Linked DNA regions of Homo sapiens: all the other regions are linked to region 1. Evidence: chromatin loops called from intact Hi-C (ENCODE). Cell type or tissue: endothelial cell of umbilical vein. All regions are shown on one strand.

Region 1 (4,000 bases):
GCTCAGAAAACCTACCCCCGCAAGAGCACAGAGATGCTAACATTCAAAGAAACACAACATGTGTTGCATCACAAATTTGGTTAGGAAGAAAGATCTGATTGCAGTCAGATATTTACTCTTGAGATAATATTGTTGCAAGACTTCCTCCCCACAGAATGAAATCTCTTCTTTTCCACTCCCACGGTATGAAGGTCACTTTGCATGTTTGTTCCCTCAACTGGTACATGTGGAAAGTTCGGAGCTATTTTTCCCTTTAAAATGTTAGAAAGAAACTCTCTTCTTCTCATATGACTGACACTTTCTAAAACACTCTTATCATCTCAGGAAATACACCCTGAGGGACTGGAGAAGACATGAGAAATGGTAAAAATGTTTCTGCTCACAAAATTACTACAGCCTGCTGCACAAGGCAAAGGGTCTCGTTTAAGAGCAAGGAGACACAAGTGCCTATCAATGTCAAAGTAGTAATTTGGATAATAATAACAACAGGCACACTTTGTTTTTTTTTTTCTTTAACTTTCATTTTAAGTTCAAGGGTACATGTGTAGGATGTGCAGGTTTGTTACATAGGTAAATGTGTGCCATGGTTGTTTGCTGCACAGATAATCCCATCACCTAAATATTAAGCTCGGCATCTATTAGCTCTTCTTCCTGATGCTCCCCCTCTCCCCACACCACCCCCTCTGACAGGCTCCAGTGTGTGTTGTTCCTCTCCATGTGTCCATGTGTTCTCATCATTCAGTTCCCACTTATCAGTGAGAACACGTGGTGTTTGGTTTTCTGTTCCTGCATTAGTTTGCTGAGGATAATGGCTTCCAACTCCATCCATGTCCCTGCAAAGGACATGACCTCGTTCTTTTTTATTGCTGCATAGTATTCCATGGTGCATATGTATCACATTTTCTCTATCCAGTTTATCACTGATGGGCATTTAGGTTGATTCCATGTTTTTGCTAACAGTGAATAGTGCTGCTATTGTGATATGCATGCAAGTATCTTTATAATAGAATGATTTATATTCCTTGGGGTATATACCTAGTAATGGGATTGCTGGGTCAAATGGTATTTCTGCCTCTTGGTCTTTGAGGAATCACCCCACTAATTAACACACTTTGAATATTTACTCTGGGCCAGGCACTGCTTTAAGCACTTCATATGAATTAATTCATTTAGCTCTCAGAACAGCCCTAAGGGGGAGGCACTATTCTTATCCATTTGGCAAGTGAAGAACGGACATAGAGATGTTAAGCAACTTGCCTAAGGTCACATAGCTAGCAGGTAAGTGGCAGTGCCAGAATCAGACTCTAGAGGTGAGGCCCCAGAGCTTGTGCTCTTACCATTTTTCTATATGTATGCTTTGTGTCACCTGATATATTTGAAAAAAGTCACATGAGACTAATTTTGTTTCAATGCCAGCCAGCTGTATCAATGACCTTTAACTTGTTCTTGCATGGCCAAAGAGTTCCAGATTGACTCAGGGCCCAGGTGAAGGTCCACAGAGACTCTTTATTACCAGTGGGTGGCAATGTTGTCCCATGAAGCCATCGTGGTGCAGTGTAAGGCCTGGCATGCTCCTTAAAGGTGGAAAGACGCCACTTTGTGGATAGGTCATTCTGGGTACCCCTAAGAATGCAGTTTCTTCAAAGCATTCAGGATAATCCCGCAGGGGGAGAGAGGGAATTAGAGGAATGCCCAGGAAACTGTTCATTGAAGTGATTCTTCCCGTCCTGCCATAATATCTCCAGTATGTCTCAATCATAAATAAGACATTTGTCTTCCCACTAGGGCATGTCTTTCTTAGGGACAGAAACTCTGTAGCCTTTGTAACTACAATTTTACTAGCATATGGTAGATGAGTAAATGGATGAATGAGTTCTTCAGAGGCAATCAATTCTATTTCAAGGAACAATCTAAGAAAGAGCTTCAGAGTCCTCTGTGGTTGTCCAAAATGAATCCAGACATCATTGGTGACCCTAGGATGTGTTTAGTCACCCAAGAATCCTCAGAATAGAATAAACCAAAGAAAGCCTCCCCAAATTACCCTGGTCTGAGCTCTTGAAATTGCAATACCCAATGTGCCCTTCCACTGACCTGGCCCTTTTGCAAAAGGGTCACAGCTTAGGCAGAACAAATGTCAAGCTAACTTCTGGGTAATTTCAACAAAATGGGCCCAGTAACCGATGCAGTCAAGGGCTTTCCCAAAGAGCTCCATAATAACCCAAGGACAGAGCCACCATATGAAGCTCTAAAAAAGGAACTTTTTGTAAAACTTGAGATACTCTAAGGAAGGTCCTCTAATCTAAAACATTTTTAATAGCCTATTACGTGTCTGACATACCAGTATTAATGCTAAGCCCTTGACATTGGATAATTTATGATACATCCAGAAATCAGTTAGGTTTTTTGACCATGAAAAATGAAGGAAAGAAATGATCTTAAGGCTGTCTATTCTTCCAATTTTTAGGTAAAAATTAATAAAAATTAAAATACATACCTATGTCTTTTTTAAAAAAAAACCTACTAGAGTATTTATAAAGGTCAGAATTAGCAAAATACATACTTTTTTCTTTTTTAGGATGTTATCAAACAGCAAGGACTTGCTTTCTTAGTTATAGATATGCTAGGCTCTGTGTACCCCCTTAGTATTAGTTTATTAAAGCTAGTAAGCCTGAATTTGGTTTATTCTGACAGGTATAAAAGAACATAAATTCATTATAGAGAATTTGAAAAATATAGAAAGTTCTGAAGAATATCCAAGAGATTATCTCTATAGACTTTTTGATGCACGTTCTTCCAGGCTTTTACGGACTTTTACACATTTCATATATATACATATTACAATTAAAACACAATTGTAGAGATGCTGTGTTGCTCAGGCTGGTCTCCAACTACTGGTCTCAAGTGATCCTCTCACCTCGGCCTCTTTTTTTTTTTTTTGAGACAGAGTCTCACTCTGTCACCCAGGCTGGAGTGTAGTGGTGCGATCTCGGCTCACTGCAAGCTCCACCACCCGGGTTCATGCCATTCTCCTGCCTCAGCCTCCCAAGTAGCTGGGACTACAGGCGCCCGCCACCACGCCCAGCTAATTTTTTTGTACTTTTAGTAGAGACAGGGTTTCACCGTGTTAGCCAGGATGGTCTCGATCTCCTGACCTTGTGATCCGCCCACCTCGGCCTCCCAAAGTGCTGGGATTACAGGCGTGAGCCACCAAACCAAGCCACACCCAAGTTTTTTTTTTTTTTTAACTTTGAACATGGTAATTTATCTTATGCATTATTTAAATCAACTGTTTAAAAATGTTCAAAAGCCACTTTAAGAAACATTTAAAAATACATTTTTCTGACTTAATGGTGATCACTTAAAATAAGCAAGTCACCAGACATTTTTAAACCATTCATAACACCATTACCTTAAATAATTGTTAGATTCCAAAACACAAACATTCACTATGTAGTACAACACACTGCTCAGCAGTAAGATTAGTTTCCCTCTGATAAAATACTTCATGTAGGTTATTAATTTGCCGGGCCCTGCAAAGTTATTAAAATTTAACTAATATAAACTGAAAACTAGAGAGGTAAGGGAATTGAAATAGAGCACAATTCAACCCTAAAACTTTAGAGCTGGTTTCTCTAAAGAGAATTTGTAAAATTCCTTATTCCACCCTTTGTTAAAGTTTTTATTTCAACTCTTAGATATAAACACGTGTTTGGGTTTTTTTGGGTTTGTTTGTTTGTTTGTTTGTTTTGAGACAGAGTCTCACTCTGTCGTCCAGGCTGGAGTGCAGTGGCGCGATCTCGGCTCACTGCAAGCTCTGCCACCCGGCTTCACACCATTCTCCTGCCTCAGCCTCCTGAGTAGCTGGGACTACAGGCGCCCGCCACCACGCCCGGCTAAATTTTTTGTATTTTTAGTAGAGACGGGGTTTCACCATGTTAGCCAGGTTGGTCTTGATCTCCTGACCTCGTGATCCGCCTGCCTCGGCCTCCCAAAGTGCTGG
Region 2 (4,000 bases), 860 kb after region 1:
CAATGTTTACAACAGCATTCCTAACAGTCAAAAACCAGAAAAACCCAAAAGTCCATCCAATGATGAATGGAGAAACAAAATGTGGTATATCCATACAATGGAATGTTATTTAACCATGAAAAGGAATGAGTACATATAGCATAAAATGAACAAAATAGCCGGGCACAGTGGCTCACACCTGTAATCCCATCACTTGGGAGGCCACGATGGGCATATCACTTCAGGTCAGGAGTTTGAGATCTGCCTAGCCAACACAGTGAAACCCCGTCTCTACTAAAAATACAAAAATTATCCAGGCATGGTGGCAGGTGCCTATAATCCCAGCTACTTGGGAGGCTGAGGCAGGAGAATCACTTGAACCCAGGAGGCAGAAAGTTGCAATGAGCCAAGACAGCACCAGTGTACTCCAGCCTGGGTGACAGAGCGAGACACTGTCTCAAAAAAAAAAAAAAAAAAAATTAAAAGTAACGAACCTTGAAAACATTACATTAAGTGAAAGAAGCCAGTTGCTCCAAACATGAAATGCACAGACAAGGGAAAGCCACAGAGATCGAAAACAGGCTAATGATTAACTAAGTCTGCGGGATGAGAAGGGAAAGGTTGGGGGAAAAGGGAGAATAACTGTTAATGTGTACAGGGTTTCTTTTTGGGTTCATGAAAATATTTTGGAACTAGACAGTGGTGATGGCTGCACAATTCTGTAAATATACTAAAGACTACTGAATTGTATACTTAGATGAGTGAATTTTATAGTATGTAAATTATACTTAATGTCATACAAAAAAGATAAATATTTATCCAATTTTATCACATATCGTCTAGACCTTTACATAGCTTGAGAAAAAAAAACTAAGACAAAAAATATCAGAGTAATCTGAATATACAATTTACATGTAAAATTCTCTCAAAGCAAAGTTCCAAATTACCTTTTGTTCCTCCTTTCCGCCCTTTCTGGTCTCCTTTGGCCAAATCACCTGCATCTCGAAGCACTTGCATTGCAGTATTAAAATTATCTTCTCTGAAGTCACCCTGGAATCACAAATTTTTTCTGTGTAACTTCACTAATACTTAATCATAATTCAAACATTTTTCATACATAAGGCTTCCCCAAATAAAAATAATTTAGTATAATAATGAAAGCCACTAAAATAGTCCAAACATGATCTGTGGTAAGAGGTATTAAAAGGTGAAAAAGAAGGAATAAAAAATGAAGAAAAGCAAAACATAAGATATCTGAAACATGTCCAGAACCCCTATTCTCTAGGTATTTTTAAATACTGGGAAAGGAGGGAAATCTGATTCATGCATAAGAAAAACACAAGTCTCAAACATAATGTTTGAAATAAAAACACACAAAAAAATCAAGATCGATTGATTAAAACTAAGACAAACAAATGTATCTTTTCCATTCTTCTCTAATTCAAAATTTAAAAACAACAACAACAAGATATTAATAATAAAGTATGACATTATAGATTTAAAAAGGACAATTACTCTCTTACATTTTCATCAACCACAAGATGCAGGCCATCTCCCCCTGCTGGAAAAATGTAGTGTTGCAATGGAGTGGGCCGATAATCTGTGTAAATAACATGACAAGGCTGTAAAAAGAAAGAATTAAACATACAAAATTTTATTTCCTCAAAATAAAACTGTATCTTAGTCCAACCTAAAAGATCTTAAGAAAATCAAGTAATGAATTCAACATTTCAAAAAGAAAACACTTCAAAAAATTCACTAAAACCCAGGCAAGAGAAAAACGTAGAAAAATTAGGTCTATGAAATTATACTACCATCTTCCCAACTTACCAATTCCCTAACCAGGGCTAAATACATGACCTGAGCATCAACTACCCATTACCTAGCCCTGGAATGCTGTAATTACGGAAAGATGCTTATTTTTCTATAGAGGAGGTATACGGTGATACAAAGGATCCATGAAGTAAAATGGAACTTTTCTGCCCCACCCAGGCTTTTCAAAACCTTAGTATAAAGCAGCACTTGATCTAGCTTCTCCCCAAGATCCATTGGATTTTTCTATCCTACAGAAGCAATATGGGAGAATGCCATAAAAACACGATCAGGGAGCTTATAAACAGATAAGTTCATGAGAACATCAGTGTAAAGGAAAATTAAGGGCAGAAAAATAAAAGCAAGAATAAATTCAGTATACATAAACAAATGCCTATTACAAGCATATACAGACGCTAAAGTCAGACTAGAAAGGCAATAACAGAAAGTCAGTAAAAAGTCTGTGTTTACATGAGAAAAATCAAATCAAATGCTCCAGAGATGCCCAGCTTTTCCTGGCACCAAGGCATTAGGGGAAATTCTGTGTACTCATGGATAACTATTTGAGTAAATGCAGTAGTTTCTAAACCTGGCAGATCATCAGATCAACTTGGGGAATTTTTAAAATTGGAGTTCCCAAGGCACTATTACCTGAGATTTAGATATAGTGGGTTTGAGATGGGGCTCAGAAATCAACATTTCTAAAAAGTCAGTCAGTTGATTTTGATAAGCTGCTTGATTTGAGAAGCAGTTTACCATTAAAATGTTTTTTTTATTATTCTGGACAACATCAGGAGAAAAGCAAAGGGAGAGTAAAGCAAGACTAATCTGTAACATTTTGAATATTGAAGACATCAAAAAAGGAGGAAAAAATACCTGTTTATGTAAATGGCAAATCCATTCAGCAAACTGTCGGGCATTTGGAATAGTAGCCGAAAGAAAGACATAGTGGACGTTATCAGGAAGCAAAATAATAGTTTCTTCCCATACTACACCACGTTCTGAAAAAAATAAATATATACTTTGGACTATAGTTGGACTACAGTGTCACTCTGTGATAATATCTAAAATTATATTCTCTGAAGCTTTATAGTTAGAAATGCAGACTTTACTCAAGAATATTTTAAGCCACAGAACCTTACTGAAAACTATTTCTCACCATTAATCTATCCAGTAGAAAATTAGTAGACTAAACCACTATAAATACAATGTACTCTGAAATAGCCTACAAAGAGCAATTCCAGGGTTAATCTTTCCAAACAACCTAACAAGAGCCTCAATGACAAGGCAGCGGAACAGTATTTCTACTGCACATTGAAAAGTAATGGTTACTAACTTGTAGAAAGTTATAGCAACACATTTAGAAGATACTATTCCTATTCCAGACGGCATCGTTCACCCAAATTATCCTTGTGATCCTCTGGAGATGAAAGAAAGACTTGATGAAAGATAAAACCGTAAGTCATTTTTTATTAAAACGGAAAAAGTTTGACAGCTTCCCTCCTAAAATAGACAAATCAACAAAGGATTTCTGATTCTAAAACCAAAACAACTCTGTTAAGAGCTTAATTTTATAAATTTGGAAAGGGTGAAATATTCAAAGGGTAAATGATTTCTTAAATTCTATTGCTTTCTCCATAAATACAGGCTGATTTAGTGAGCTAGTTTAAATAAAAACTAAATCTTATTTTAAGCGTGTACATATTAAACATTTAACTTTTCAATGTGTTTGTTAACGTTAGCCCTGCCAGCACCCTACAAATTCCAAGCATACTTACTTTTTCATTACGAGAGCGTAACAGCCTAAGTAAGGGGCATTTGTAAGTTTTTCTTTTTGTTCATTTTTATTTCATAATCCTCACTTTTTGTTTTTACCATAAACACATATTTCATAGTTACTGAACTAAATAAAAATCAGGAAAGTTAACTTTGCAAGCTAGAAGTTTTAGAAATTCTGTAACATTAGTTCTACTGGTGAGCTATTAGAAGCACGCCATCTTTTAATTTCTTTTGCTTTATTTGAATTTGCATTTCTCACCCAGCAAAAGTTACTATTAAAGAGCTGTACTTGAATGAAATCTTAATGGAAAAATAATATCATGTTGTCCACTATTTAAAGAAGCAAGGCTGGGTGCGGTTCACGCCTGTAATCCCAGCACTTTGGGAGGCCAAGGTGGGAGGATCACTTGAGTCCAGGAGTTCAAGACCT
Region 3 (4,000 bases), 160 kb after region 1:
ATATTGTGAGGGGAGAAATAAATTCCTTTGTCCTTTGAATGATTGATTGGTCTGTCCCATGGAGGTGGCTGAGCAGGTTGACATCCAACCCAGTTGGAAGAGTATCTTGGTTCCCAACACAAAGAAGACAATGCAGATCTGTGTGGTTGGAGGGACTGGGATTTACTTCTAATGTAACTTAAAGTACTTGGCACGCAGTTAGCCCTCAATAAATATGAGTTTATTGTTACCCCCTCTCAACGAGTAGTGGCTTTCCAGATCCTCACTGTGAGAAAGATGACAAAGCTACTTCTAAACTCAGAGAAAATAAAAATGCCATGGTCAATTAGCTATGTCTGCCTTGGACACAAGATAGGGAAATGGAACTTTTTTTCCTGGATCTAGAATCCATTGCCTTAAAATAAAGCAGGCTTGAGATAACTTACTGAGTTAGTGGAGCTCACAGAGAGACTGAACAGAAGTAAAGACTTGAATTTTACCATTGGTAGAATGTACAAGTGTCGTTTGCTATCAATAGCTGCACTCTGCAATACAGTAGCCACTAGCCACATGGTGCTTTAAATTTATATGAATTAATCTTTTTAAATTTAATTTAATTTTTTTTTTTGAGATGGAGTCTTGCTCTGTCACCCAGGCTGGAGTGCAGTGGCGCAATCTTGGCTTACTGCAACCTCTGCCTCCCAGGTTCAAGGGATTCTCCTGCCTCAGCCTCCCAAGTAGCTGGGATTACAGGTGCCAGCCACCACGCCCAGATAATTTTTGTATTTTTAGTAGAGACAGGGTTTCAGCACATTGGCCAGGCTGGTCTCGAACTCCTGACCTCATGATCCGCCTGCCTCGGCCTCCTAAAGTGCTGGGATTACAGGCGTGAGCCACCGTGCCTGGCCTAAATGAATTAAAATTAAATAAAATTTAACCAACAGTTCCTCACAGGTAAAGTGCTCAATAGCCATATGTGCCTATTGGCTACCATATTAAACTGTGTAGACAAGACGTTTTTCATCATCACAGAACATTCTATTGGACAGAGTTTCTATCTAAGGTGTCTTAGAAAATTGTGAACCGGGCACAATAACTCACTCCTATAATCCCAGCACTTTGGGAGGCCAGAGCAGGCTGATCGCTTGAGCTCGGGAGTTCAAGACCAGCCTGGGCAACATGGTGAGACCCTGTCTCCACCAAAAAAAAAAAAAAAAAAATTAGCCAGGAGTAGTGGTGTGCACCTGTGGTCCCAGCTACTTGGAAGGCTGAGGTGGGAGGATTGCTTAAGCCCAGGAGGCGCAGGCTGCAGTGAGTCAAGATTGTGCCACTGCACTCCAGCCTGGGTGACAGAGTGAGATCCTGTCTCAATTAAAAATAATAATAAGGAATAGGGCTTCTCACATAGGAAATATAGTCATTTAAATCAATACCATGATCATACTCAATGGGAAAGCACAAGAGTTCCATCCATTAGCATCATCAAAACTACAAGAGTAATTACTCTCAAAATTACCATTTAAATCTTCTGGAATTTTTGGCAAATGACAGTAAGCCGTAGAAACTCTAAACTCATTTATTGTTTTGGATATCTTGTTATCTCAAGTGACAAGGCCTGACATCCTCTCAGTCCACCTTTTGCTCCAACCACTGCTGTGCAACCTGCTTCCTACAGGTGTAACGTGACAGCACCTGACTTCAGCCATGCTTCTTCACTCCAGCTCTCATGCTCTGGGGCTTCTCTGACACTCTGACATCAGTGGGATGCTGCAAGAACCTGCCTGGCCTAGCGCATGAGGGCAAGGGCACGAGGCCTGTGTAGTGGCACAGGACTCTGTGCTCAGATGAGCCTCATTCTTGGTTTAGGGCTCTACTATCTCTATCTTGAAATTATGAATACTTTTTGAACAATGACCTGTAATTTTATTTTGCACTGGGCCTTGCAAATCATGTCGCTGGTCCTACATGCATCCATGGAAACGTAAGCCCTTGACTCAAAGCTGAAACAGAATCTGGTGGGTAGATACACCTTCCACTCTCCCTAGAATGCACAGTTCTTAGACACATGGCTTCACAGAAGATGCCCATCATCACAATCCAGTCTTGAGTAGTCCACTGCAGTGACCACTTACAACAGATATCTGTATTGGCCTTCCCTCCTTCACTGTTTTACTTCCCCAACCTCATTCCTCTTGCATGATTCACTTCCCAAAATGCATGCAACCCCTGATAACAGACTATTTTATTGAGGGAACCCAGGCAAAAACGGTATTTTTCTAGTGTTTTCTATGTGCCACAGTTCTCGATTCCAGGAAATCAGAAGTAAACAAGACAAAATTATCTGCTGTCATAGAGTTTACATTCCAGGTGGCAAAGACACAAATAAGTGAACAAATAAACAAGATCATTACAGATTATGGTAAATGCCATGAAGAACACAAACAGGGTACTCTGAGAGCAGAAAGGGTGGGAATATGGATATTGCATATGAGGCCTGAATAATGAGGAGGCACACACACACCAAGGGCTAGGAGAAGATGTTCCAGACAGTGGGAGTAGCAAGTCCAAAGGCTCTAGGGTGAATACACTCTTGGTATGTTCCAGGGACAGAAGAGAAGACAGAGCGGTGTTCCAGAGAACAAGAGGAGAGGTGGTACAAGAGGCTATGAGAGACATTCTATGCTTGAACCCTGGAGGCGGAGGTTGCAGTGAGCCGAGACGACACCACTGCATTCCAGCCTGGGCAACACAGCAAGACTTTGTCTCAAAAAAAAAAAAAAGAATTAAGATTCTATTTCTCCCTCTCCCTCTCCCATCTCCCCACGGTCTCCCTCTCCCTCTCTTTCCACGGTCTCCCTCTGATGCCGAGCCGAAGCTGGACTGTACTGCTGCCATCTTGGCTCACTGCAACCTCCCTGCCTGATTCTCCTGCCTCAGCCGCCGCCACGCCTGACTGGTTTTCGTATTTTTTTGGTGGAGACGGGGTTTCTCTTTGTTGGCCGGGCTGGTCTCCAGCTCCTAACCGCGAGTGATCCGCCAGCCTCGGCCTCCCGAGGTGCCGGGATTGCAGATGGAGTCTGGTTCACTCAGTGCTCAATGGTGCCCAGGCTGGAGCGCAGTGGCGTGATCTTGGCTGGCTACAATCTCCACCTCCCACCCGCCTGCCTTGGCCTCCCAAAGTGCCGAGATTGCAGCCTCTGCCCGGCCGCCACCCCGTCTGGGAAGTGAGGAGCGTCTCTGCCTGGCCGCCCATCGTCTGGGACGTGAGGAGCCCCTCTGCCTGGCTGCCCAGTCTGGAAAGTGAGGAGCGTCTCCGCCCGGCAGCCACCGCGTCCGGGAGGGAGGTGTGGGGGTCAGCCCCCCGCCCGGCCAGCCGCCCCGTCCGGGAGGGAGGTGGGGGGGTCAGCCCCCCGCCCGGCCAGCCGCCCCATCCAGGAGGTGAGGGGCGCCTCTGCCCAGCCGCCCCTACTGGGAAGTGAGGAGCCCCTCTGCCCGGCCAGCCGCCCCGTCCGGGAGGGAGGTGGGGGGGTCAGCCCCCCGCCCGGCCAGCCGCCTCGTCCGGGAGGTGAGGGGCGCCTCTGCCCGGCCGCCCCTACTGGGAAGTGAGGAGCCCCTCTGCCCGGCCACCACCCCATCTGGGAGGTGTACCCAACAGCTCATTGAGAACGGGCCATGATGACAATGGCGGTTTTGTGGAATAGAAAGGGGGGAAAGATGGGGAAAAGATTGAGAAATCGGATGGTTGCCGTGTCTGTGCAGAAAGAGGTAGACATGGGAGACTTTTCATTTTGTTCTGTACTAAGAAAAATTCTTCTGCCTTGTGATCCTGTTGATCTGTGACCTTACCCCCAACCCTGTGCTCTCTGAAACATGTGCTGTGTCCACTCAGGGTTAAATGGATTAAGGGCGGTGCAAGATGTGCTTTGTTAAACAGATGCTTGAAGGCAGCATGCTCGTTAAGAGTCATCACCACTCCCTAATCTCAAGTACCCAGGGACACAAACACTGCGGAAGGCCGCAG
Region 4 (4,000 bases), 70 kb before region 1:
GTAGGATCTTTGTTATTGGATTTCACTACTCCCAAGCTCTCTCTAGTACAAAGCTAGGAAATGTATGTATTTGTGTACATGTGTGAATGTGTATACATACGCACACATGAAGATATAAAGTGTATGCACAGACTCACAGAAATGTATATCAACGTTTTGTTTCTTTATCCAACCCCACATAGTGCAAACTCTAAATTTACACCAAAACTTCTCATCCTAATCCCATAGACCACAGCGTTCATTCTAGCTTTCTTCTTTCCTATGTTTATTACTCTTTTCTTGCAGTGAGAAACCTGGCTCCCACCGCCTCATTATAATGACTTATTTCCTCAGCCCTCCTGCCCACTGCTTTTACTCCATCTCCCAAGCCCAGAGAGCTAGCACCCCCATTTAGCCATCTTCCTTGCATGGCCAGAAACCCCATGGGGCCGATAATCTATCTGAAAACATTTCATTAATGATAAAAATATATATTGTGATCTAATGACTTAAACCTATTTCCTTTGCAGAAAGTGTTGCAAATGTTATAATACAGCAAACTCCTTGAATGTGTGTGTCTTCCAGTAATTTTGATAGACTGGCCAGGGTGAAAGTTAATCCATGAATGTGATAGAGTGTTTTCTCTGAGAAAAGCTAACTTTATGCCTTTAAATCCATGAGTTGTACATGAACATGACATGAGCAAACATGTATTGTTCAATGGTTCCTGGTGGCCACTGTTTTTATTCTGGATTTTTGCTTCATAAAAACGATAAATCTGATGTTACAAGCTTTCTAAGAAAGCTCACATTTTTCCTAAGGCTCAAAATTGAAAGGAAAAAGATGTTGCATGGCTTCATGAGCCACTTAGTACTGCAATTCAACTGTTAAAAATTACAAACAAAAATTTTATTTAATTTCTTGCTTGCCCTTAATAGGAAAGGCATCTTTAAAGGATTGTTGACTATAGTTTCTGGAATGGTTCATACTGGAAGATCCTCTCAGCTAATCAAACACTGCTCCTTTTTCTTTTCACTAGATGCATTGTGGCCTGAACATGAACATACATGAGGCTAAGTAATTTTTTTTTTTTTTTTTGAGACAGGGTCTTGCTCTGTCACTCAGGCTGGAGTGCAGTGGCACAATCATGGCTCACTGCAACCTCAAGGGCTCAAGTGATCTTCCTGCCTCAGCCTCCCTAGTAGCCGGTGTGTGCCACCACACCCAGCCAATTTTTTTGTAGAGATGGGGTCCCACTATGTTGCCCAGACTGGTCTCAAACTCCTGGGCTCAAGTGATCCTCCCACCTCACTCTCCCAAACTGTTGGGATTATAGGCATGAGCCACCAGGCCTGACCAGCAATTTATACCTTCTCTGACTCTTAAACCTGCCCTGGGGCCATTGGTGTACTCATTGTATTTAACAACCAGCTTTCTGGGGTGCTGCAGGGAGAGGGGTAGTCCTGATTTGCAGTAAATGGCCATTTTTGTAGCATAAATACTCCCACCATGGCCAACATCAAGCTACCAACATGACATCACTTAACTAGGGGCAGGGAAGAGATTACACAACTGGCTCTCATGAGCTTGTGTGAGCCACCTCCAGCCCGGATGCCCGTGTGTACCTATAAACCAACCAGAACCACCCACCCACTTAAGCATTGTCTCCAAACTGCCAGTGACTTAAAAAAAGTTCTGTACCCTAGAGAGATAAGGGTTCAGGAAACAGGCTATAGTCCTTGATTTTGGGTGTTCACATGCTTAACTCAGAGAGATGACTGTCCTGTATCCATGATCAACAGAGAGGTTTTTGCTGGGAACAAGAGAAACGGGAAGAGAATAAGTGAAAGAAAAAATAAAATCAGCAAACTGTCTTGAAGTCAAAAGTGCGCTTGTGGTAAAGCATATGAGATCAACCACCTCCTATGTTTTCACAGTTCTGCTCTGCCTGGAGGGAAGTACCAGCTCCAAAGGAGGTCCAGCTGGTCTCCTGTGCGCAGGATTTGCAGGCTGAGGGTTAAAGGCGCTCTAAGCCATGGAGCACCTCTGACCCCCACTGGCTGCTGTCATGCATTGCACCTCAGGGATGGCCAAGGCCCCTCAGTACATTGCCCTTTCCTAAACACAAGTGACCAGTTTCTCCTTTGCTGTATTGTCAGGACTTTCCACCAAGTGCCATCTATTTCTCATCCATCTCCTTTGAAATATTTTCACTCTTTATCTACTTCTCTGGGCTGGTAGATATTTCTAAGTCATTGTATAGTGCATGGATTTTATTTTCATTTTCGTTTGATCAGAAAATGAGTCGAGAAGATATGACATTGTTGCATATGTGGTTGATTTTCATTTCTCTTTTTCTCATCCTTTTGGTGACAAACACCAGGAGCTGCTTCTTTTTGTATAAGAAGTCCTTCAGCACCTATACTGGTCATCATCTGAAGCGCATACTCTCTTGCGGTCCCTTTGATAGAGCAAGAGCACCACCCACAGCAACAAAACATGCCCTGAGTCTCTGGAGGGAGCCTGGACAGTTAATGAAACCCAGGGCCAATGGACCACAAAGCCCAGTCCGTAATCAGAGTGCTGCATCAATTGCGCACACTCAAGTGTCTGATTCCATCGGTTCAGTTTGGTATCTGTATGGCGTCTGTCTATTTGTATGATACCTTGGTAATCTGACTCATGAATTAGACCAGACCAAAGCAACCTGGGGGAAAGGCGGAGTATTTGTGGGTAAGGAACATGCCTTCCAGCCTTGTTCTAAAAACCAAACATTAGTTGTACATTCCAGTTATTCCTCAAAGGAATTATTTTTTTCCAGTACCCTGTATTAAATTAATTTTGATTTTGCACCTAGTCTCACTGCTTTAGATCATAACCTGAGTGTGACTTCCCTTTGCTGAGCAGGAAAAGTCTTGCCTCTCTACATCTCTATGTATCACTTTCAAATACAAAATTCTGGGTTTCTTATTCTAAAGAACTGCTTTCTGCTCTTGTTTCTCATGGCCAGCAGAGGGACTCCAGAGAAACCCTCAGACAGAGCGTGGGATTAGGCCACTTTGTGGTGGTGAAAGTTCCCCCAGCTCTCTAGAGAAGTGACATTTAACCCTAGGGTTTCCCAGCACACATACAAAAGGTTTGAGAAATAGAGCCAGGTCTCTCAGGACCACAGGTAACAATAATCTTTACCTGAGGCTGAGAAGAGCTTTGTAATCACATCCACCCCTGGCAGAGAGAAAGAAAGCAGGTTAGCACTTAAAAAAAAAAAAAAAAAAAAAGAATTGTGAAAACTGAAGGAGAAAACAACCAGAACCGTGGACGCGAGCCATTATTCCTCGTTGACGTCACAGCCCTCCAGAGCTGCAGAGAGGGGATATTTGGGAGACTAGGGACCAACTCAATTTTATTATGTTTTGTTGGCTGATAAACTTCACAAATGTCCTAGTCATCACTGAAATTATTTAGTCACTTGTCACACTTTTCTCCTTTATTTCCCAATGTTATAGACAATGAGCAAATTGTATAGGAAATAAACTGTTTGTTTTGCAACAGATGCTGGAGAGCATGTGGAGAAATAGGAATGCTTTTACACTGTTGGTGGGAGTGTAATTTAGTTCAACCACTGTGGAAGACAGTGTGGTGATTCCTCAAGGATCTAGAACCAGAAATACCATTTGACCCAGTAATCCCGTTACTGGGTATATACCCAAAGGATTATAAATCATTCTACTATGAAGACACATGCATGCGTATGTTTATTGCAGCCCTACTCACAATAGCAAAGTCTTGGAACCAACCCAAATGCCCATCAATGATAGACTGGATAAAGAATGGATAGAATGGACATAGACACCATGGAATACTATGCAGCCATAAAAAAGGATGAGTTCATGTCCTTTGCAGGGACATGGATGAAGCTGGAAACCATCATTCTCAGGAAACTAACACAGGAACAGAAAACCAAACACTTTCATGTTCTCACTCATAAGTGGGAGTTGAACAATGAGAACACATGGACACA
Region 5 (4,000 bases), 77 kb after region 1:
AAAGCACCTCCTACTCCCAGATACCTGAAATTCTTTTTTTAAAAATTATTTTATAAAATATGGAATACTTCACAAATTTGTGTGTCATCCCTGCGCAGGGGCCACGCTAATCTTCTCTATTAATACCTGAAATTCTTTTAACTCAGGGAAAAAATGGGGAGTTCTACATAGGTCTCAGAAGTTGGAGATGGTTAAATGACTTTAAGTAAAATTAAAGTATAAATCATTGAAAGTAGACATTTTCCAGCCAGTGTGGTGGCTCACACTTATAATCCCAGCACTTTGAGAGGCCGAGATGGGTGGATCACTTGAGGTCAGGAGTTTGAGACCAGCCTGGCCAACATGGCGAAACCCATCTTTACTGAAAATACAAAAATTAGCCAGGTGTGGTGGCGGACACCTATAATCCCAGCTACTCAGGAGGCTGAGGCAGGAGAATCGCTTGAACCCAAGAGGCAGAGGTTGCAGTGAGCCAAGATCGCGCCATTGCACTCCAGCCTGGGTTACTAAGCAAGCAAGACTCTGTCTGAAAAAAAAAAAGAAAAAAGAAAAAAGTAAGTGTTTTCCTAAGAGCAGATGTTGATCCTAAGCAAGTAAGAAAGTAGAAGAACATAAGCTACATTAGGAAAAAAGTGAATTAACCATTTTTTAAAAAAAGAACAAATTTCAGAAAGGCAGGCTGAGGGAAAGTTCATCTACTTCAAAACACTCCTAGAACCAGCTTTGAACAGAATAGTTCCCATTTTGCAATACCACCCACTTAGCAAAGAAAATCCAATTCTCTAGGCCTCATGGTGGAAAGTAAAACTAAGGGGAAAAAAGAAAGTACAAAGATAAGGAGAGTTCAAAAGGAAGTAAAATATCCAGAAGAGTCCTTTCCAATCCAGTACTCAATTCAGAGGCCTCATGTACTGATCAAATCCTAGCCTCCATTTTTTTCCACGTTTTCTGCAGCAAAACATGAAATTCTGCCTTCATGCTGAAGCTATAAGCTTCTGTTAATAGTTGAATTTTTCAGGGCCAGGCACAGTGGCTCACATCTATAATCCCAGCACTTTGGGAGGCTGAGGCAGGTAGATCACAAGGTCAGGAGTTCAAGACCAACCTGGCCAACATGGTGAAACCCTGTCTCTACTAAAAATACAAAAATTAGCCGGGCGTGGTGGCGCACGCCTGTAATCCTAGCTACTCCGGAGGCTGAGGCAGGAGAATTGCTTGAACCTGAGAGGCAGAGGTTGCAGTGAGCTGAGATTGTGCCACTGCACTCCAGCCTGGATGACAGAGCGAGACTCCGTCTCAAAAAAAAATTAAAAAAAACAAAAATAAATAGTTTAATTTTTCAAAGTTTGCACAGGTTTATGTGCTTTAAGTATTTACAATAATTGTGATTTCCCTTTCCTTCTTCTCTTTTTTAGTGAAAGTTTTTCCTATTGAAAGTTTTTGTGAAAAGGAAAGAAAAGTAAAGTAGTAATAAAAAGAGGTAGAAGGAAAATATGAAGAACTAGGCCTCCCAGATAGTAAAACACATCATAAGTCTATGGTACTTAAAACATTGTAGTACTTACCTAAGATATGACACAGAACACATAACCCAGAAGCAGCATATGTAGCTTAAGTGTTTCAAATTTCATCAGTCTATGAGGTCACAGTCCGCTTTAATATGCAGTTTACTTGTCTTCAGAGAGGAAAGTCTGTTACCAAGTCCTGCTCTCTGTGTATTTCTGGGAATTCTCTGGGGAATGTTTACATGTTTCATTAATCATTCCTCAGTCACTGATAGCTCAACCAACGCTGCATCCTTGGACCCATTATCTCCTGCCATTCAGCGGCCACCACATCCGCCCACTCTTGTCTCTGCTGAATTCCTTCTGAATCATGGGCCCTGCCCTTTAGCCCCCTGCTGTGACAGCTGAGGCAGATTGGCTGTGTTTGCAGGACATCCTGAAGCTTAGAGATAAGAAGGAGCTAAAGTTTAGACAACTTGAAATTAGGTACCACAGACTGGCCCCAAGGACATGAGTATATTAGAGATTATCTATATGCTCCCCTCGTTACTCAGCAAAACCCTGTTCTTCTGGATCGCTTCCATGTTGATGGTCAGAGGAATTTAAACAGTCGGTCTTAGTAATTGTCATGAAGGAGTATTTCACAAAGCTTCTGAGTGAATCATCACATGTTGGTAAGCCTGACTAGATCAACATCCAGCCCTCCATCTGCTGAATTTATTGGCAATACACTGTCTAAATGGGAGGACATAATCTGCTGGGGACCCGTCCTGTTTCAGAATAAATGTCTCCTGGAGACCTCTCTCACATAGAATGGAACTAATCACATCTGCCACATTCAAATATGCAGTGTGATTGATCACTGTGTTGAAAAATACATGGCCCTATTACGTGTTATAAAATTGCTGCTTCTAGCATAACAGGAAAAAGGTGTTTAATTGACAGAAGATACAATCTGTACCTGGTAATTCTGGGGCCACACAATATACATACATATATGCTCTCCAAATACTCATGTCCAACCCCGTTCACAGATATACCCAACCCAGCCCTTCTCTGTCCAGCTGCCAGGCTGCCTCCAGGCCTGAGAGACCACCTGGCCCTCTCAGAAGTGCCCTTCTGCCCAAGGTTCAGGCCCTGCACAAGGCTGAGGAGAGGTCTTCCATGACCTCCTTTCCTGCCCCAGGACTGCCCATTTCCCGAGTGACTTACCAGAGGGATAGTCATTCTTTGCACAGAAGACCCCATTCATAGGAATGTGGGCCAGGCTCACACCTGTAATCCCAGCACTTTGGGAGGCTGAGGCAGATGAATCCCTTGAGCCCAGGAGTTCGAGAGCAGCCTTGGCAACATGGCGAAACCCCATCTCTACAAAAAATACAAACATTAGCCGGACATAGTGGTACATGCCTGTAGTCCCAGCTACTCAGGGGGCTGACATGTGAGGATTGCTTGAGCCCAGGAGGTGAAGGTTGCAGTGAACTGTGATTGTACCACTGCACTCCAGCCTGGGTGACAGAGTGAGACCGTATCTCAAAAAAGGAATGTCAACTTGCCCTTTGCCCTTTGCCTCTCCCTACACCCCCAGAAAAAAATCAGAACATAGTTTTGTGACATCAGTACTTAATCCAAAATATAGTTATTCAATCTTTTATTTTTGGAGACAGAGTCTCACCCTGTCACCCAGGCTGGAGTGCAGTGGCACGATCTCAGCTCACTGCAACCTCCACCTCCCTGGTTCAAGCGATTCTCCTGTCTCAGCCTCCCGAGTAGCTGGGACTACAGGTGTGCGCCACCATGCCTGGCTAATTTTGGGTTTGTTTTTTTTTTAGTAGATTAGGGGTTTCACCATGTTGGCCAGACTGGTCTTGAACTCCTGACCTCAAGTGATCCACCCACCTCAGCCTCCCGAAGTGCTGGGATTCTAGATGTTAGCCACCGTGCCTGGCCTAGTTTATTCAATCTTGAATACAACTATGTGTAGAATCAAACGTCCAGTACCTTTTCACAGTATTTTCCAGGATGACCTGATGGCCAGGGCTAATCGTCTTTAGGCCACCTCCAAGCTCTCAAACTCTGATCTCCTGCTGGCAACTGCCTAAGCTACTACAAGTCCACAGCTTCCAAAAATAATAATGCATAGGCACAGAGCAGCTATAAATCTACACTTAAGAAACATTTTTTTAGAGTAAACATAATCTTCAGAGATGCAACTCTATCTCCCAGCAAGTTGACTTTTTATATGCTTCAGCTAAGCTTCAGCTTCTCAAACTTCTGTTTTAGATCGAAGTATTTGCTGTACATTAGGCACACTTAAAAACCCACTGGGACAGGTTACCAAAACACAGGCAGAGTCCTTCATCCAAGACAAAGCCAAGCCTTGACCTCCTAGAAAACAGTAGGTGCTCTTTAAATGAATAGTGGAAATTCTTATTTCTACTCACAGAGTTAAAAAAATTCAGGGTCTAATTCTACCCAGAATTATTTTGTCTTTG
Region 6 (4,000 bases), 510 kb after region 1:
GCCTCCCAAGTAGCTGGGACTACAGGTGCACACCACTGCACCTGGCTAATTTTTCAAATTTATTTTTTGCAGAGATTGCATCTCACTTTATTGGCCAGGCTGGTCTTGAACTCCAGGGCTCAAGCAATCCTCCCACCTTGCCCTCCCAAAGTGTTGGGATTACAGGTGTGAGTCACCACGCCTGGCTCTGGCAGTGATGAAAAAGTGTTCTAGATTATGAGATTCATCCTTAATTAGAAGTGTTTAAATATGTATATTAGAATCAGTAAAATATGATGTAATAAAAAGAATTAAATGAGGCATATTCTGCTCTCATTGGGAAGACTCTGAAGATGTCATAGTCTTCAAATTTTAATCCATAAATTTAATGTGATTTCCCCCCTAAAATGCCAGCAGCCTATTCCAAAGTTTATATGGATCAGTAATTTCACTTCTAAGCATTAATTCACATTGTCAAAAATTGTATGTGTACAAGGTTGTGTAATGCAGTATTTTTTATAGTAGTAAAGATTAAAAGCAATCAAAATTTCTTACAGGATTGGATAAATAAGTTGTGGCACATTTATACAATGGAATATTTTTTCCTCTTAAAAAGGAGGTGGCTTTATTACATATCAAAATGGAACAAGTCTTCAACTTATTTTGTTAAGTGAAAAATTGAAGTACAGAGCAGTGTGTATAGTATGCCACCATTTGGGTAAAAATAAATAAATATAATATGTATAAATGAAGTTTTGGGTAGTAAATAGGAAACTGTAAGATGGTTGCCCCCTCAGAGGGAAACTGAGTGCTTTAGGCGGGATGGTGTGGCAGATACTGTTAGGTAGACACCCAACAATTAATCAGCAACCCTACCTATTCCTTAATGTCAACAGAATCCTTATTTTTTTGAGTCACAATGGGTCTTCATCCAAGAGATGAAAGATGGTTGGTTTAAGCTAATCTTGATAATCCTATTTTCATTCGCACATACTTAAGTTTTTAGTCTTTCTTAAAACTAGAGGTGGAAATGTGAAATTTATCACATGAGAAATTTATCATTGTCATTTATAGTGGCCATCAGAAAAGATAATGAAATAAGACTTTTGATTCTTACTTATATAATCCAATGTCAGTAAATATAAGCACTAATGAATGCTGACTTGAATGCTCAGGGTTTTCTTGAAAATTCTAAATTCTGTGATAAATAATTGACCACTGTGACAACAGAATGTAAGTCATTAAAGTGCATTCCATTACAGTAAGTTGGCAGGAGTTCAAACAGTTCTCTGTAAATTTGTTTAACTGCGTAGATTAAATGGCAATATATTTTCTATAATGAAACTTGTTGAAATGAGAGGGAATCAGCTATTTACAATCATGGCATAACTACCTAGGTAAGCATGTTTTAAGAAAGGCAAATATAGAGACTTAGCAGTACTAAATGCTAATTTGCTTGTGGAATAATTTGTTTAGGAAAACAAACTATTTAATGAGAAAAAATGTAAGTACCTTCAAACATTGTTATTTCTGTTAAAATATGGATTACTTCACATTACATATATAAATAAAACTCATCTACACTGTGGGAAAATTATCTTCCATTTGAAGAACCAGATTAGGACAACTATTTCCAAAACTGTAGTCATTTTAGAGTTACCTTATGACTTTGGCAATATCTTCAATAGTACCTGTATAATATAAGTGAATGTTTCTTCAAAAATCTATTTACTTTTTAAAATTAGGGTTAATTTAGCCTCAACCCAGCTTTGTAAAACGATGGATTTGAAGTGTTGTTTATGCTTTTTTTCTAATACGCATTGCATTAAATACCAACTAGTTTAAATAGCATTTATTCTTGTGCTACTTACAATCATCTTACATATTACCATACTTTGAGAAACTGTCTTTGGCTGTCAGAGTATGTCAAGTATATATTTAGATTACTTATCCTCAGTTTAGCTTGTGGTTTTCTATCTCTTCCACTAGGTGGCAATAAAAATCACATAATTTTAATAACTGCTTTGGACTGAAAGTATGATGGTTCGCTTATCCTTTTAGTGGAACTGGGGTCTAACTAAACTTAGGTGGAGGAAGGAGCTTGTTGTTATAGGGGAATAATATATGTCAAGTCATTTGGGGGGCTTTTTCAAACTATGCAGGCCTACTTTTTATTCTGCATACCCCTCCCCCACCAGTTTTCCCCCTGATTTGGGGGTGGAATAAGGAATGTGAGTGGAGGGACAGAAAGGTTTAGAAGTCTCCTATCTTGATATATGTGCTACATTCCATTAGCAAGTACCAGTCTAAGAGGTTACTTTCCTGTTTTTCTCAGACTTTCTGGTAGCCAAAGATAGAACCTGATTTTCAGTATTGCTTGATGTTGCTGCATATTCAGGATTGCTGCTATTCTCGGACTATGCCCTGGGGAAGTTGCCCATCCAGCTAGCCTACAAACAGATTGTGAAATAGTTAATTTGTTTTTGAGCTTCTCTTGTTTTTCAGTCTTTCTCTATCTCTGTTTCCTCTTCTTCCATTTTCCCCAGGGCCTAGGGATTTCATATCCTTCTCTGTATGCCCAGTATTACCCAGGGCAGGAATTCACTCAGACTTAACCCCTTAGGCAATTCTTTGTAAACCATATTTTTCTTCTGCCCCTTATTCACCAGTACTTATCTGTCCTATTCCCTCCAGGGCTCTGTTGTCAGCTTGGTATTATAATGGAAAACAATTGGATATGTCAGAGACTTAGTCTATTACATTTCCATGGCTATTTGCATTTTAACATGGAGAATCCGGTAAATATGAAGTCCTAACCAAAAGTTTCAAGATTTTTCTAACTGAGAACATTTCAGGTGCTCTGATAAGCCAAGTGGGGTACAGGCAGCATTCCTACTGCCCTTCAAACAACCTAGGTATGCTGTGGCACTCTTTTTTATAATGTCCTCTAGCGTGCACATCTGTAAATTGGTCTTTCTGTTTTACCTGTCACTAATACTGTCACTATAGAGCAGCCTAAGTTGACTCTTTTTGGTACTTAAGGTCTTAGGAGAGAGGAAGAAGGAAAAATATATAAGGACAAAGAATTTGAGAGAATAAAAGGATTCTGATGGGATTGTAAATAAGGTCGCAGTCTAACAAGTTTATATTTAGATTTAAGACATCTCTAACTCCACATCTCAGATTGTCCTCTTAGCACTTTACAAAAAGTTCCTTTGGGGAATCTAGTACAATGATATTTACTAAGGCAAAGTGAAGAGTTTATCTATTAATAGGTAACAGTAGATAGATCCTGGCCCAGTGACAGTGATTGGAAGTAATTGAGGCTTGATGGTTTCATAGCTGGGATTATACAGATGTTCAACAAAAGACAGAAAAGTAGTTTTCCCAGGAGGGGTGGTTTCCAGAGTTGTATAAATTATATTTTGAGGAACTTGACATCAGTGTTAAACAGATGGACTAGGACCTTGGTCATTAATCAGTGGCTAGTGCGGATGGCCAACTTGCTAATTGTATTACTTTTATACCCTTCTCCATCCTCTTTCCCTTCCATTCTCTCACACTTGGGCCTCCCTCTCTTCTCTCCAACTTTCCACTGTTACTTTTCCTCAAAGGAACTGTCTTTTTGCTAAACACTTGAAGAGTGTTTAGCAAATCCTGGCCTTAGAGTCAGAGATGCCTTAAATCTAAATACAGGCAAGGCACAGTGGCTTACACCTGTAATCCCAGCACTTTGGGAGGCTGAGGGAGGTGTATTGCTTGAGGCCGGGAGTTTGAGACCAGCCTGGGCAACATAGCGAGATATATGCAAAACTTAGCAAATTTCTACAAAAGCAAAAAAAATCTAAATACAAACTTTGTTAGACTGGGATCTTATTTCTAGTCCCATTAGAATCCTTTTATTCTTACAAATTCATTGTCCTTATATATTTTTCTTTCTTCCTCTCTTTTCAAATAGTTTTGTTTGCTTAATTGCCCTTTTGTATCCATAATTGCTTGCCTGAGTGGCTTCTTTCTTTCC
Region 7 (4,000 bases), 220 kb after region 1:
AGAATATCTTCTTAGAACTTTCAAAACTTAATGAGAAAACAGGAAACCCAGTTGATCAATATGTTTGAACAGACACATCATCAAAGAAGATATAGCCAAGCACACACCTGCCGTAGGGCCTAGCCATTCCACTCTTCACTTACCTTCTATTTTGGGGACACACACTATGTGTTAGTTTCCTAGGGGCTACTGTAATAGAGCATCCCTTTGTTACAGTATCCCTTACCTGAAATACTTAGTAACAGAAGTATATTGGATTTTGGATTTTTTTTTTTCAGTTTGTGTTGTATTTGCATTATATACTTAAAGTTAAGCATCCCAAATCCTAAAATCTGAAATCCAAAATGCCAGAGCTCAAAACGTTTTGGAATTAGAGCATTTCAGTTTTTAGATTTGGGATGTTCAACCTGTACCACAAATTGGGTGGCTCAAAACAACAAATTTATTCTCTCAAGGTTTTGGAGGCTAGAAGTCCTTTTGAGACTTTGGATAGAATCTTCCTTTGCCTCTCCTAGCTTCTGGTGGTAGCCATCGTCGTTGAGATTCCTTAGCTTACAGCTGCATAACTCCAATCTCTGCCTGTGTATTCACATGGTATTCTTCCTGGCTCTGTCTCTTTAAAGACACCAGTCATATTGTACTAAAGGCCTATTATACTCCACTATAACATCCAATTAAATCTGCCCATAGAGTAACATTTTGTGCTACTGGGGTTAAGACTTCAACATATTTTTTGGGGGGAACAGTTCAGCCCATAACAAACAAAAAGAAAATTAATTTAATTATATTGTATTTAGAACAGGGGTTGGCAAACTATAGCCCATAAGCCAAATCCAGCTTGCAGCCATTTTTATAAATAAAGTTGCATGGGAATATACCTATGCCCACTTATTTACATATTGTGTATGGCTGCTTTTGCACTTTAATAACGGAGTTAACTAATTGCAAGAGAGAACTTAAAGCCCACGAAATCTAAAATATTTATTATCTGGCCCTTTACAGAAAATGTTTGCTAGCCTATTTTAGAAGGTGTTAAGTGTTGTAGAAAAAAAAAAAATCAGTAAAGGGGTATAAGAAACACAGGGTGGTTAGGGAAGATCTCTATGAGGAGGTGAATTTGAGCAAAGGCTACAAGGAATTACTCTCTATATATTAACTTATGAAGATGTCCACTATGTAGTGTTAAGTGAAAAAGGTTATAAAACATTTCTCACTTACATGATCCCATCTTTGTAAAATAGAAAAGTGTGTATATTTATACAATGTAAAGTTATATAATACATGTATAAAAAATTTTGCAAGAATATCCACCAAAATGTTCATGGTAGTTATCTCTTGGTGGGATTATAGTGCACTTTCACATGGCATTTTTTCAGTTTCTTTTCATTAGACATTTAAAAAATATTTTTATAAATTTAATTCCTTATGTGTTATTAAGTTATATCAAAGGCTTAATGTGTATGAAACAATAATGGAAGATTCAACTCCTTGCCTAAGTTTGAAGTTACTTGTTGTATTTCAAAGAGGAGCACTAGTACTTAAGCTAGAATTTAAGTGAACAAATCTTAAAATGGATTTTTATCTCTGGTTACATAGAATAGTTGTTAGCAGGCTTAATTTAGTGCTAGTAGAAGAAGAAATATGTGATTGTTAAAGAACTCCGTCTGTCATAAATGTTCCTGTCATGTTTCTGTGACATTACATAGACGTCAGGGAAGTTTGCATTAGGTGTGGGTGAGCCAATAATGTTTGCAAGCGTATATCAAATCATAGCACTAGGGCTGGGCGCGGTGGCTCATGCCTGTAATCCCAACACTTTGGGAGTCTGAGGTGGGCAGATCCCTTTGAGCTCAGCCTGGGCAACATGGCAAAACACTATCTGTACTAAAAATAAAAAAATTAGCTAGGCATGATGGTGCCATCTCTAGTCCCAGCTACTCGGGAGGCTGAGGTGGGAGAATTACCTGAGCCTGGGAAGTTCAAGCTGCAGTGAGCTGTAATTGTGCTACTGCACTGCAGCCTGGTGATGGGAGTGAGACATTGTCTCAAAAAAAAAAAAAAAAAGCACTAGAATATTTGAATACTCTTATACAAGTGTTTATGGGTTTATTTTATTCTGAAGCTCAGAACATATCTAAAGTAGGATACTTTCTGCAAACCCAAAAGCCTAAGAGCAGATGGGGATTTTTAAAGTACACATATAATAAAATTATCAAAGCCAGCCTTCTGAACAAGACTCTCCTCTCTTTACAGTGAAACCCAATGGAAAAAGCATGACATTTAGAAGTAGAAGACTTAGCTTCAAATCCCTACTCCTTCACTTACTAATTTTGTGATTTGGGTAAGTAATTGATCTTGTCTGAATTTTTTGTTTTTTTATTTTACAAAGTTCCAATAAATAATCCCTGCCCTACTCACCTGATTCTTTAGGATATTAGGAGACTAAAGTGAAATAATTTATGTGACAACATTTTGTGTAATGTAAAATAATATCCTAGTGTTAATTGTTATGAACTCATAATTGATACTAATGGAAGAGAACAGAGTGGATAATTTAAAAACTAATTTAATAATTAGTTAATTTTGTGTAGGTATTACCAACTTCTGGCAGTTTATTCACAGTAACACTGTACTGTGAAAGATATATAGAAATTTTCTTCATCTTGATCCCCACGCAACTTATTAATTCAACAAGCATTATTTTGCCTTCTATTTGGCAATTTTAGTTCATATACTGTTCTACAATTGTAATAGTAATGTTACCATAGTAACAAAGTTTATATTGACATTCTTTTTCACATGCAATGTAAATCTAAATATATTCGTGCTTTTTATTTCATCCTTAGGTTAAGTTAGAAAATGAAAAAAAAATCACAATCCATAGGTGACAAAAATAATTTATAAAGAGCCTAACCATTAAATATTTATCCATTGTAACTCTACTGCTTTTTCTCTCACTTGAGAAAACATATGGAAATGAAAGTAAATGAGAATGAACAACTATAGGGATAATCTTGAATTTATTCTATTTTAAATAAATCATTTATGAACTTTGTTTCTCTAACATTAAAAGTAGCAATACTTGTTATACATCATCTAGCTCCTTTCGGCACACTACCATGTTATATCACCATAGTTGAGGAATGATTACAGCTTTTGGTTTTCAGAAATAATCTTTCCTGTATTTATGGTTACTAGTTAGGTTTTGGCTTCATAGAAGCTTCTCAAGTTACCTGCAAATTTCAAGGAAGGTTAGTGTATGCAATGTATGGTTATAATATATGCATAGAAAACTCTGCAAGAGGTGAGGTAATAGTGCTATTAATATAATTTTAAATTAAATATTAGTATCAACAGAAGGAAAGGAGGGAAAAAATAAGCAAACTACTGTCAATTCTGTCAATTTTTTTTTTTATTTTTTTGAGATGGAGTCTCGCTCTGTCACCCAGGCTGGAGTGCAATGGCACGATCTTGGCTCGCTGCAACCTCCGCCTCCCAGGTTCAAGTGATTCTCCTACCTCAGCCTCCTGAGTAGCTGGGACTATAGGTGTGCGCCACCATGCCCGGCTAATTTTTGTATTTTTATTAGAGACGGGGCTTCATCATATTGGTTAGGCTCGTCTTGAACTCCTGACCTTGTCATCCGCCTGCCTTGGCTTCCCAAAGTGCTGGGATTACAGGCATGAGCCACCGCACCCGGCCATAATTCTGTCAATTTTTAAGCAAGCCCCAAGTGAAGTTAACTGTATTGCATATAATATTTTATATAGTGTTACTGTGTCTTCATCTCTTAGATTTGGACTATGAAATCAAGTCCCATAATAGATGTTTCTTCATCACCTCTCCATTACAATCTTTTAAAAATTAGGAAAGATTACTTTCTAAATGTGAAATGTGGAATCTACCTTTGCCTAGTTCGCTTTGCTTGTGTTCCATGGTACTACTCAAACAAATCTAATTGCTTTGAAGTAATCATAAATTCTTTCATGGACCTCTTGTT

Evidence for each region. Peaks named below come from ENCODE experiments on the same cell type or tissue, not always from the same donor. Only the 100,000 strongest peaks of a DNase experiment are listed, where the experiment ranks them.
Region 2: it touches region 1 in a loop (18-fold over the local background); 5 of 110 quality-filtered maps call a loop at or near these places.
Region 3: it touches region 1 in a loop (5-fold over the local background); 4 of 110 quality-filtered maps call a loop at or near these places.
Region 4: it touches region 1 in a loop (4-fold over the local background); 10 of 110 quality-filtered maps call a loop at or near these places.
Region 5: it touches region 1 in a loop (4-fold over the local background); 6 of 110 quality-filtered maps call a loop at or near these places.
Region 6: a loop joins it to region 1, with 6 times the contacts of the local background. A loop is called at or near these places in 10 of 110 quality-filtered maps.
Region 7: it touches region 1 in a loop (5-fold over the local background); 64 of 110 quality-filtered maps call a loop at or near these places.

Annotation. Positions count from the first base shown.
Region 1 is chr5:56,198,828-56,202,827 of GRCh38, reverse strand. All of the region lies in intron 2 of ANKRD55 (ankyrin repeat domain 55), which reads left to right. Among named protein-coding and RNA genes, the nearest start is that of ANKRD55, 33 kb to the left of the region's middle. In endothelial cell of umbilical vein, a CTCF peak has its summit at 1,512 (motif pointing right); a DNase peak (open chromatin) is centred at 1,557; H3K27ac peaks cover 765 bases.
Region 2 is chr5:55,342,123-55,346,122 of GRCh38, reverse strand. MTREX (Mtr4 exosome RNA helicase) reads right to left here. Exons shown (of 27, transcript NM_015360.5): 8 at 2,668-2,792; 9 at 1,503-1,601; 10 at 927-1,029. It overlaps LOC124900979 (a long non-coding RNA gene), which reads left to right and starts at 2,972. Exons shown (of 2, transcript XR_007058774.1): 1 at 2,972-3,248. In endothelial cell of umbilical vein, a CTCF peak has its summit at 1,559 (motif pointing left); a DNase peak (open chromatin) is centred at 1,522.
Region 3 is chr5:56,038,383-56,042,382 of GRCh38, reverse strand. No RefSeq gene overlaps it. Among named protein-coding and RNA genes, the nearest start is that of IL6ST-DT, 45 kb to the right of the region's middle. In endothelial cell of umbilical vein, no CTCF peak of the experiment used is centred here; a DNase peak (open chromatin) is centred at 2,282; H3K27ac peaks cover 1,123 bases.
Region 4 is chr5:56,268,748-56,272,747 of GRCh38, reverse strand. No RefSeq gene overlaps it. Among named protein-coding and RNA genes, the nearest start is that of ANKRD55, 37 kb to the right of the region's middle. In endothelial cell of umbilical vein, CTCF peaks have their summits at 2,030 (motif pointing left) and 2,981 (motif pointing right); DNase peaks (open chromatin) are centred at 1,997 and 3,047.
Region 5 is chr5:56,121,824-56,125,823 of GRCh38, reverse strand. All of the region lies in intron 8 of ANKRD55 (ankyrin repeat domain 55), which reads left to right. LOC101928419 (a long non-coding RNA gene) reads right to left here and starts at 1,723. Exons shown (of 2, transcript XR_241794.2): 1 at 1,566-1,723. It also overlaps the pseudogene RNU6-299P. RefSeq lists a silencer at 3,380-3,552. In endothelial cell of umbilical vein, no CTCF peak of the experiment used is centred here; a DNase peak (open chromatin) is centred at 1,853; H3K27ac peaks cover 2,489 bases.
Region 6 is chr5:55,689,966-55,693,965 of GRCh38, reverse strand. All of the region lies in intron 3 of SLC38A9 (solute carrier family 38 member 9), which reads left to right. Among named protein-coding and RNA genes, the nearest start is that of SLC38A9, 20 kb to the left of the region's middle. In endothelial cell of umbilical vein, a CTCF peak has its summit at 1,979 (motif pointing right); a DNase peak (open chromatin) is centred at 1,975.
Region 7 is chr5:55,981,065-55,985,064 of GRCh38, reverse strand. IL6ST (interleukin 6 cytokine family signal transducer) reads left to right here. Exons shown (of 17, transcript NM_002184.4): 2 at 2,254-2,341. Among named protein-coding and RNA genes, the nearest start is that of IL6ST, 12 kb to the left of the region's middle. In endothelial cell of umbilical vein, a CTCF peak has its summit at 1,997; no DNase peak of the experiment used is centred here.